Regions from separate parts of the Homo sapiens genome. Here region 1 is linked to region 2. Evidence: read pairs that join two places in POLR2A ChIA-PET (ENCODE). Cell type or tissue: OCI-LY7. All regions are shown on one strand. Links, peaks and the distances in the headings refer to the core of each region. The heading gives the core; the rest is flanking DNA.

Region 1 (5,377 bases), core at 191-5,190, 84 kb after region 2:
CAGCAAGAGCAACATCTTGCATTGAGCCTTCTCACTCTATGCCATTTTCCAAATCTTTTTCTTTATTTAGGATAAGTGACCACTCCTTTTTATTTCTAGTACAGCAAAGAGTACATCATGATGTCAGAAACAGGGATTTCCTTTGGAATGTTTTTCACAGGCTAACAATAAGCTAGAAGTCTGCAAGCAATTCAGAAATGCATCCCTGAGCTACAACTCCATGTATGGAAGCTCATCAGCAGGGTAGACAGGCAAAGCAGAAACATTTTAATTATACCATACTTTGTAGAGATTGGGGGAGAAGTGGGCAAATGCGTGCTAAGGAAAAACAAAAACTATGGTTAAGTGGGGAGATTTCTAGATGGTTCTAACAGGGAAGAAGACCAACAAGAGGAAACTTCCAGGAAAACCACCAAGGCCAGGCATTCAGGGTTTTTGTTATGGAGGAAATCACTGTGGGAATTCAGGAAACACACCTCTTGTCTTTGGAAAGGGCACAAGACTTTCTGTGATTGCAAGTAAGTGTTTCTAGCCATCCTTGATTTTGATCAGCAATGGCTTCTTCCCTTGAATTATTTTTCAGTGTACCTAGAATGCTTTTGCCCCCAAGAAAGGTTTGGAAGGAGCTGGGTCATTAGCATTGCGCAGGAAAATTACAGGTTATTCTGTTATAATTCGAAAGCCAACTGGACAGTCATGAATGCACACAGATCTGGGCCCTGCATTGCACCCTGGCCTAGTTGCCTCCAGCTTGTTCTGACCGTAATCCTGGCCCAGTTTCCTCCTCTGATCCCAGGAGACAAAAGCCCTGGGCAGAGAACCAGACTACTTAGCCTGGGGGAAGCACAAAAAGGCTTGTCTGAGATCCATAAGCCTTTTTTTTTTTTCTTTTTCTTTTTTTTTTTTTTTTTTTTTTGAGACAGAGTCTCGCTCTGTCGCCCAGGCTGGAGTGCAGTGGTGCGATCTCGGCTCACTGCAAGCTCCGCCTCCCGGGTTCACACCATTCTCCTGCCTCAGCCTCCCTAGTAGCTGGGACTACAGGTGCTCACCACCACGTCCGGCTAATTTTTTGTATTTTTTTTTAGTAGAGACAGGGTTTCACCGCGTTGGCCAGGATGATCTCGATCTCCCGACCTCGTGATCCACCCGCCTCAGCCTCCCAAAGTGCTGGGATTACAGGCGTGAGCCACCGTGCCCAGCCCCAAAAGCCATTTTTAAATACATTGCAGGTTTCTATTTAATGTTGTTATTCATTTTGATTTGCCCAAGTAATACATTAAAATTTCTCATTGTAAACCATTCAAATTACAGATAAAGTCCAGGCACGGTGGCTCACACCTGTAATCCCAGCACTTTAGAAGGCTGAGGTGGGCAAATCACCTGAGGTCAGGAGTTTGAGACCAGTCTGGCCAACATGATGAAATCCCATCTCTACTAAAAATACGAAAAGTAGTCAATCGTGGTGGCAGGCACCTATAATCCCAGCTACTCAGGAGGCTGAGGCAGGATAATCACTTGAACCCGGGAGGTTGAGGTTGCCATGAGCCGAGATCGTGCCACTGCACTCCAGCCTGGGTGACAGAGTGAGACTCCATCTCAAAAAAAAAAAAAAAATTACAGATAAAACCAGCATTCACCTTGGCCACTTCCTTCAGTATCAGTTTCCTCCTCCCCAAAAGTGACCACTGAAACCAGCTTGGTGTGTTGTGATGAGTTTCTCTGTGGAATATGTTTATGTGAAATCCCATCTTCAACCAGGAAAGCTTGAGAGGGAAAGGGCTCAGACTGCAGTTTGCAGGATTTCAATTAGATATAAGGAACAGTTGATTAGATGTAAGAGCTGTTAGCAAAGGAAAACCTTATAAAAACTAGGAGCTCTTAATAACTAGACAGGTCTTTGGTCAGACAACACACTGACTGAGGACAGGAGGATGGATTCGATGACCTCTGAAAGTCCAGCCAGGACTCTGGAGGACTCTGAGGAATGGTCTGTTCCATAGCCTGCCTCTGTAATGCCCTTCTCTCTTGCCTATTGTCTGGTTGTTGTTACAGTCTGAGCTTTTGTCAGAGCTGCTCCTATGCTGTGAGTGGTCTGATTTTCTCAGCATCTCTGGGGTTTTTGCAAAGCAAGGAAACTCTGTGCATACTCTGGGGCTGGGAGTTACCAACTCACTTTCGGGAAGGGGACCAAACTCTCGGTCATACCAAGTAAGTTCTTCTTTCTGGCTAATTATTCTTCCCGAGAAGCCTGTCTTCCATCATGCAGAAGCTGTCAAAACACAGGTGGTGTTTTCTTTGCTTGGTTTGTGTTGGGTGGTTAGTAATATCAGTTGGAAAACAAGGTTATTAATGCACATATTCCCTGGGGCATTGTATTCGGACATTTAATATCCATGTAGTCTCTCCCTGTGAAAATATGTGAACCTCCACGAAAAGAAAGGTCCAAGGAAAGTAGCAGGGAAAAGGCAGGAATTGGATGAAAATAGCCAAAGAGCCTGCAGGAATATAAACAAGGCAGGATCCCAGGAGACAGAGCAGTAGCCACTTTGAGTGAATTTCCCAGGAGGTGCTCCTGCCAAGGCCCATACCTTCAAGGAAAATTAAGGCAAATAGAATTGGGCTGGGGAGTTGCTACTTATTAGTATTCCTCCCACGTTCTAACCTAATTATAAGGAGGTTGTTTTGGCCATGGGCAGTCATCTCAGGTTTTGTTTTCCTGCTTTCCTCCCTAACCTCCACCTGTCTTCCTAGAGGCCTGAGTCAAGGTTATTGCAATAGCACTAAAGACTGTGTAACACCAATGCAGGCAAATCAACCTTTGGGGATGGGACTACGCTCACTGTGAAGCCAAGTAAGTTGTGTTCTTCTTTGCCTAGGCCTTCAGGGGCAATCAATCAAACCATTAGTTTGAAAAAGACTTTAATCCTATGCATCTGGTTGGGCTCTTTATTAATGTTCTTTCCCCAGGCCAAAGAGAGTTGGTTCTCTTCCCTGCTTTAAAATGAGATATGAGTGCATGTATGCACACACGCATGCCCACATGCAGACTCTTGCTCTAGCTCATGGTAAGGGCTTCTCAGGAGCATATACAACATTTTGAAAGAAATAGAGAAACAAACAATAATGAGCCAATGGAGCTGTCAGGAAGGTTCTCCACCACCCCTGACCAGGCTTCCCAGCAGGATCTCTGGCCATATAGGATGTGCTTGCACTATATCGGATGGTCTAGGATGGGAAATATCTCTCTGTAATTAATTCCAAAATTTGGCAACCCTTATTGCCAGAAAGTACTTCTCATATCTAAGTTTGATCTCCCTGCTGCGATTTAAATATCTACTTGAAAAGAACCACTAGAACTCTGTACATCTGGATTGAGAATCAAGTAACTGCCATAGAATATGAGGCTGAGCACTAAGCCCACCTCTGCAGCACCTCTGACGTGTCATGGGTCCCCTCTGGACATTTTGAGCTCAAGTAATAATGGATTAAGCAGGATAGCACAAGCTTTGGAAACAGAAAAACCTGAATTCAAGTCCTTGCTCCACTACTTACCTAGCTGTGTGACCTTGAACAAGTTACTTAATCTCTCTGAGCCTCAGTTTCCCCATCCACAAAATGAAGATAAAAATATTCCTACCTCGTTGAGTCATCGTAAAGATGAAATAATACAGCTAAAGTAGTTAGCATAGTGCTCAGAACATAGAAAAAGCTCATTAAACCCTCGCTATTAATAATAATGATAAACATCATCTCTAACCCACAGCAGAGCCTTTGTTTGGCCCCTGGGGCTCTTCTGTCAAGGTTCTGTTGTGCATCAGCAGCAGAGCTGGAATTGGGGGGAGGGTGGAGAATGTCAGCCTGTTCTATGAAATTCTTCACCTGGGATTTGAAAGTGGAAATACAAAGAATCCTGACTAATTTAAATACAAAATCATCCAAGTGTCAGAGGCAGGGGAGAGGTTTCTGCAGAGAGCTGCATAGCTGGGATCCTCAAGGCTACACACACACGCTTGGAGCAGGGATGCGGTTCACAGGATGGCAGGGCAAAGGTTGCAGAACTGAAACCTTGTACTTCCCCATCACCAAAATGACCCCAGCATGATTTCCTTTAAGGTGTCCCGAGCCCCTTCCCAAAAGACAGGCTCCCCATGTGGAGGGGCAATGACAGAGGGAAGATGGAAACTTTATGGGAAGGGCGATCTATCCCAAGGTTGTCCTTCTCCTCTTCAGGGTAGTGAAGCTCATGAGAAATATGGCTCCTGAAAATAGCCACTAAATGAAACTCTCCAACCTGGAGGTAGAGGATCAGTAAAGTCTGCAGAGGCAAAATGAGGCAGTTTATTTCAAAGAAAAGAGGTTGAGGGCAAGGTGGGAGTTAAGTCACACATCTAAATCTGGGAAAGGAAGCATTAAACAGAAGACGGAGGGGCTCGGCTCTCCACCTCCACCAGGATTCAGACCACAGGACATGGCTAATACTGCAAGAAGGGAGTTAGGTTAGTGGTAAAACCTTTCTAATAGGTTTTTGAACAGTGAAAATGAGCTGTCAGGAGTAGTTGCCAGGGCACTTTCTCTAGAGAGTTTTTGAAAGGAGATAGACACCCTGCTATCAGAGGTGATTGGAGTGCAGCCCTGCCTCGAGGCAGGAGGAGAAATGAGAGAACCTCTTAAAGCCTCTTTCCAGCCCCCAGAGCCTGTCTCCATGAAAAAGGCCCAGGCTCATTAATGCAGAGCTGCATCCTCCAGGACACAGGGGGTTGCTGGGTTGTTAAGTTTGGAACCTTTGCCGGCTTAGTGGTTACCAAACTCCCTTTGTTCTCAAGACTTGACTTGATAAATGGGCTGGCTTTATCCCTTTAAAGCCAAAAACACAGGTTCTGAGTGCTGTGTTGTTTGTGGTGTTGAGATGCCCAGGCTGGAGGGAGGAAGCTCTAGGGGGTTTTTGCTGAGCCCAGAAACACTGTGGGGATAACTATGGTCAGAATTTTGTCTTTGGTCCCGGAACCAGATTGTCCGTGCTGCCCTGTAAGTACAGTTAAGTGGAGATAGAAAATGAGTCCAGTGCTTGATGTGGGGAGAAGCTGCAGGGTCTTGAGGCCAGGAGTCCACCGTGACCTCAGGAGTGGTGATGGAGAAGAAGGTTAAAAAAGGAATGAGAAACAGAACCATAAGGACAATACAGAGGAAGGGTTCATTTTCGGGAAGGAAAATCACAAGGCCGTGTGATTAACGCTGGAGGAAATGCACTCCTTTGGAGGGTCCCTTCTCAGGAGGGCTTTGTGTCGGGGAAAGCTGAGCTGTTAGGTTTTTGATGCTGAGATAATCACTATGCAGAAGGACAAGGCTTCTCCTTTATCTTTGGGAAGGGGACAAGGCT
Region 2 (5,377 bases), core at 196-5,195:
GAGTGTGTGTTGTCAGAAGCTCTGTCACAGCGAAGGCCTCCTCGGGCATAAAGACCTCACTGTGTTTGCATAACACCTGTGTTATAATCGTGAGTGATCAATAAAGGATTAACTGCCTCAGTCATCTAAGGAAATGAAGAAGGGTTTTATGCACCAAGTTCATAAATAAGGACACAGAAAAAAACCACGAAGGCCAGTGTAGCTGCCTCTGTACGTTGAAATTAGAGAACTGGTACAATAACAATAACCCACCTCTGTAGTAAGAATCAATGTAAAATCTTTGAGTTCATAGCTAGTCCATTTCTCAGCATCAAAACCATCATTTTGCTTTCTGTATGGAGGACGTCCACCCCCACATATGCACACTCAGAGTGTCAGAGCAATGAGAAACCAATTACCATCAGGCTCCACCTCTTTGGTTGAAGACATAGAAACTGATGAATGAAGAAATTAAGTGACTTTTCCAACATCACACATATAGTGCAGACAGGTAAAGTGATATACTGTACTTCTGTCTCTTTCCTCCAATATCCTAGAAGTCAAGGGCTAAGAAAAGACAGAAAGGGTAAACCATGTGATCATGCCAAAGTGAAAGAAAAATGGCAGCGGAGTGTTCTCCACATTCCAGACAACTACCTCCTGCCACCTTCTAGGTGGCAATGCAGTCCAGGTAGGTAAAGCGATATACAAAAATAAATAGCCTTAATCATTCACAAAAATATTAATGTGTGTCAAATTTAAAAACAATGAATTGCAAATTGCCCCTAACTTTGGCAAGATCCTTTCACCTACCTTAAAATGGACAAGTTTACAAATTTGGGCTATAAACTGCATATAAGTTTTTGTTGGTTTTTTTTCTTCCTTGAGACGGAGTATCACTCTTGTTGCCCAGGCTGGAGTGCAATGGCACAATCTCAGCTCACTGCAACCTCTGCCTCCCAGGTTCAAGTGATTCTCCTGCCTCAGCCTCCCGAGTAGCTGGGATTACAGGCAGGCACAACCACGCTCAGCTATTTTTTGTATTTTTAGTAGAGACGAGGTTTCACCACGTTGGCCAGGCTGGTCTCGAACTCCTGACCTCAGGTGATCCACCTGCCTTGGCCTTCCAAAGTGCTACGATTACAGATGTGAGCCACCATGCCCGGACACATATGAGTTTTTATAAGTAAGTTCTTTTAGTAGTGAAAAAAGCATAGGCTCTGGAATCAGAGAAAAATAGAATCACAACCCCTCACTTCATAGTTCTGTGACCTTGAAAAATGTTGCTTTAACTTTTCTAACCCTCTATTCCCTCATCCACAAAATAAGGATAATAATTGCATAGAGTTATCATAATGATCAAATTAAATAATTGCAAGTAAGTACCTGAGTGACTACAAAGCAGAGGTGCTCAATAATACTAACTCCATTCCTTTCAGCACCCGATGGTCTGCAGTAGAGCGGTTTCACCCTCTACTCCAGACAGAAGGAGACAGAAAAGACAGAAAAGCTAGAATGGGAGAGAACATGGCCAATGACCACCAGCATTTTTCCAAACCAAGAAATCTAAAGTGCCTATCAGCACATTTTTTATAAAAATACCTCCTCAGGAATGTTCTTCCCACACAACCTCTCTAAATCCTTTCCCTGCACTAATGATAGTGAAGGTCCCAAAGGCAAGACCATCACTGGGAGGGTCTAGCTCCCCAACAAGAGATGATGCCCTCATTGCCCTTCATTTGCAGAGATGAAGGTGACACAGGTCAATGTCAGCTTCACCAATAGTAACAGGGAGAGTAATTTTTTTTTTTTGAGACCGGGTCTCGCTCTATTGCCCAGGTCGGAGTGCAGAGGCATGACCATGGCTCATTGCAGCCTCAACCTCCCGGGCTGAAGTGATCCTCTCGCCTCAGCCTCCTAAGTAGCTGGGACTACAGGTGTGCAGCACCATGCCTGGGTCATTTTTTAATTTTTTGTAGAGACAAGGTCTTCCTATATTACTCAGGCTGGTCTTAAATTCTTGAGCTCAAGTGATGCCCCTGCCTCGGCCCCCCAGAGTGCCAGGATTACAGGCATGAGACCTCACGCCCTGCATGAATGAATTTTTTACATCAAACCTTCTCCAACAAACTTGGTTCAGATGTCTGAGACAAGAGTTGCACAAAGGAGTCTCAGTCTTCAGAAAGTTCATCCTTACCCAGCTTTATGGATGCTCTAGGACACATTTAATTCTTGCATCCATTTAGGAACAGAGATCTTCTCCCATCCTTAAAAGGGAAACTATAATATTAATTACTGACCTGTGATGAGTCAGCTGTCCATCCTCATTTGGCCCATGCTGTCTACATGAAGTTAGTTTTCACTGTAGTGCTTGGCCAAGAAAAACCAAGTTTTTCTAAATGAATTCCAAGGATAAATAGCCTAATTCCTGTTCTTTGGCTTCTTCCACTAAAGAATTATAGGGACCTGATCTAGGGAAACTGGGGGGAAAAGCCAGGGAATGAGAGCCACTGTCTTGCCAGAAATGCATGTTCTGATGAGGAAAGATAGTTCAGGATATCTGCGCCAAATCACACATTGGAAAGAAGCTTTCTGAGATCTGAGGAAACTTCCACCTGCTAAAAAGAGCTAGCAGTCTGCTGGAAAGAAAAAAATTCATTCAGGTGTCAGAACTCTTACTCTTCACTTTGTGTGTGACTGTAGACAAGTCAGTTAACCTCTTTGCACCTCAGATTCTCATCTGTACAGTAAAGAGTTCACATTAGATTGTCTCTAAGTTTCCTTCAGCACTAACAAGCCGTGGGACATAGGAGAACAAATTTGAAAGATTCCTGAGATACAGGAGTATGGATTCCTGCAGCTGATTCCTTTATGTGACCCAGTAAGGATAAAATCGAAAAAAGGAACTAAACGAAATACACTCTTGATTAATCAAAGGGGATTGAAAGTCGTGGCTAACCTCACACCTACCTTGCATCACCTCCAGCTCACCTCCCTTGAGACACTCCTCCTCTTCTTTAATGCCTCATCATGATTCTCAAAAACTGTGATCACTCAAGGTTGAAGCTTTTAATCTCCCATGTATAAAAGGATATGCAAATAGAGTTCAGTTTCCTGTTGAGTCTCTGCCAAGGTCTTAGCCTGGCAGTTCTGGGAAAAGAGCCAAAGACCTCATATTTCTTGGCTGTTAACATTCTCCCATCTGTGCTCAAGTCAGCAGCCTAGGCTTCAGGCTGTGGTTTGTCTTTAGTCTTACACTTTCCCAAGTTTTCTGAAGGAACCCTTTAGAATGTTCCTGCAAGAAAGTAAGATACAAGTGGCTCCCAAGAAACCAGACAGAGGATTATCTGGTTATATTTGGAGGCAGTAAGAAAAAGACCAGGAAGTCTATATTCCTATAGTATATAGCCACAGAATCCAATCTTGCAAGCTACTTGAAATGCTGATATTAATTAAGTCTTAGGCAGGGCTTTCAATAAGTCATCTGTGTCTCCAATATGGGATGTCCCACATCATGCATATGCACAGTGAAAAAAAGCGAGGTCCTTGGGTACAGTACAGCATTCAAAAATTAAAGATCTGAAAAACACAAGACATCTCAGTGTGCTTCCGGGCTGGAGGCTCTGCTAAACAACAGAAGCAGAGACCGGACTAATTGTCCCCCATGTCTCTTTGACTGAACTCACACAAAATAGAATCTACCATTTTTACTCAGTGCGGGGTACCCAGACTCAAGTTTACTGCAATGTTGTTACCAATATTCTAATGGAAAATTATATATTCAGAGCTATGTTAAATTTGACCATTTATTAAACATGAAATTTCTACTTTTTCTGTAAGTGCCTTGTCTTACTTGTATTTCCCGGTATTTCCCTTCTAAAGCTAACTCCCCAAAGGGCTTTCCTGTATGTTCTCACTTCCATTACAAAGTCAATGTACAAGTTAATTTTTTTAATTTCTTTAGAAACCTTTATAAAGAGATTTCCTCCTTCATTTCTCTGTTATCCCAGGCAGCTGTCAGGAGCAAAGAGCTCAAGCCTGCACTGCCTTGGAACAGGACATCAGCAAAAGACACTCTCAATCTACTCAGAAGGCTGAGGTGGGAGGATTGCTTGAGCCAGGGGTTCAAGACCAGCCTGGACAACTAAGTGAGGCTCAGTCTCAAAAAAAAAAAAAAAAGATCTCAATATTATTGTTCCATACCCAGTCATTCACTTGGTGTTTTCTGCAGCATTTATTTATAAATATCTCAGTCTGTTCTTAATCCTTGAGCCTATATTTTTTAAAATCATACTTTGATATCTACTCAGAGTATTGATTCTCTTCAAATTTCCCACCTCTTAGTTCTCCTCCCACTCTCTCCCACCCTGAGCCTTACACCTCCAACAATGATCATTCTAAGACCATTTATATCTCAATAGGAAAGTGATGTAAAACGGGTCTCCTTACTCTGTTTTGGAGGGTTTTTTTGTTGTTGCTGTTGCTTGCTTCTCTGTCCCACCCCAAACTCATGTGTGTCTGAAATTTAGCACCACCTTGCGACGTTTGTGAGCATTTTTCTCAGAGCAGCATTTTGAGACTGAGCCTGAACTCCACTGATGTTATGACCCTTAAAAGTGTCTGGCTCCAAAAGACTAAGGAGTTCCTGCGTAAATCCAGGTCCAGCTACTTCATCACTGTGACTTGTTATTGGAAAAGGTTGAGCTATCAACATATTGCTCCTGTAAAGGCTCAGAACTGAATCTTAGATTCTTCAGGATATTTGAGTCCTCTGAGGCTCCTGGGTAAAGACTCCAATGTAGCAGTTCTGTGGACTATAAATGGGAGATATCCAGATCATACACCTTCAATGGAAGAAAAAGCACTGTCACCTTAGACGACTCCAACTCTGTAGTCTACTTTTGTCTTCCTAATATCATACCTCATTCTCCAGTGGGTTTATGGCAAGCCTCATCTACTCAGAAGTAACCAAGTACAAGCCAACACACTCTTGTGTTAGTGTGGAGGCCCAAAGTGGCATAAGTGAATGTGACTCCAGATGAAAACCTTCCCCTCTCCAACACAAAGATGCCAAAGACTATGTATAAAGCAAGTCTTAAATCACTCTATATTTCCATTTGAATATATTTCCCCAGTTCCTGTGCATTGCTTCTGCATACACAGAATTCAATGATAAAAATTGAGACTGTCTCCTAGATACAGTAATTAACTCAGCTATCAATGCCAATTGACTGTGTAGAGGGGAGACAATTTTGTACCAAGATTTACTAACCTCTATTTTAATGGAAAAACAATGGAAAAGCTTTCTTCCTACTATGACTCTCTCTGGATAAATTGCTTGCCAGGAAGCGTTAGGATAATTCTGCCATGACTCTTTGTCTTCCACACCCAAAGACAT

What was found. Peaks named below come from ENCODE experiments on the same cell type or tissue, not always from the same donor. Only the 100,000 strongest peaks of a DNase experiment are listed, where the experiment ranks them.
Region 1: POLR2A ChIA-PET joins it to region 2 with 6 read pairs; 4 of 35 experiments call an interaction of 5 or more read pairs at or near these places.

The regions. Positions count from the first base shown.
Region 1 is chr14:22,513,481-22,518,857 of GRCh38, forward strand. It overlaps TRA, TRAJ29, TRAJ28, TRAJ27, TRAJ26 and TRAJ25. Among named protein-coding and RNA genes, the nearest start is that of TRD-AS1, 33 kb to the left of the region's middle. RefSeq lists an enhancer at 4,327-4,436. In OCI-LY7, for the core only: no CTCF peak of the experiment used is centred there; DNase peaks (open chromatin) are centred at 2,171 and 4,041; H3K4me3 peaks cover 2,028 bases; H3K27ac peaks cover 3,753 bases.
Region 2 is chr14:22,429,717-22,435,093 of GRCh38, forward strand. All of the region lies in intron 2 of TRD-AS1 (TRD antisense RNA 1), which reads right to left. It also overlaps TRA and TRD. Among named protein-coding and RNA genes, the nearest start is that of TRD-AS1, 51 kb to the right of the region's middle. RefSeq lists an enhancer at 3,625-3,684. In OCI-LY7, for the core only: CTCF peaks have their summits at 4,518 and 4,718; DNase peaks (open chromatin) are centred at 2,995, 3,575 and 4,505; H3K4me3 peaks cover 3,737 bases; H3K27ac peaks cover 4,871 bases.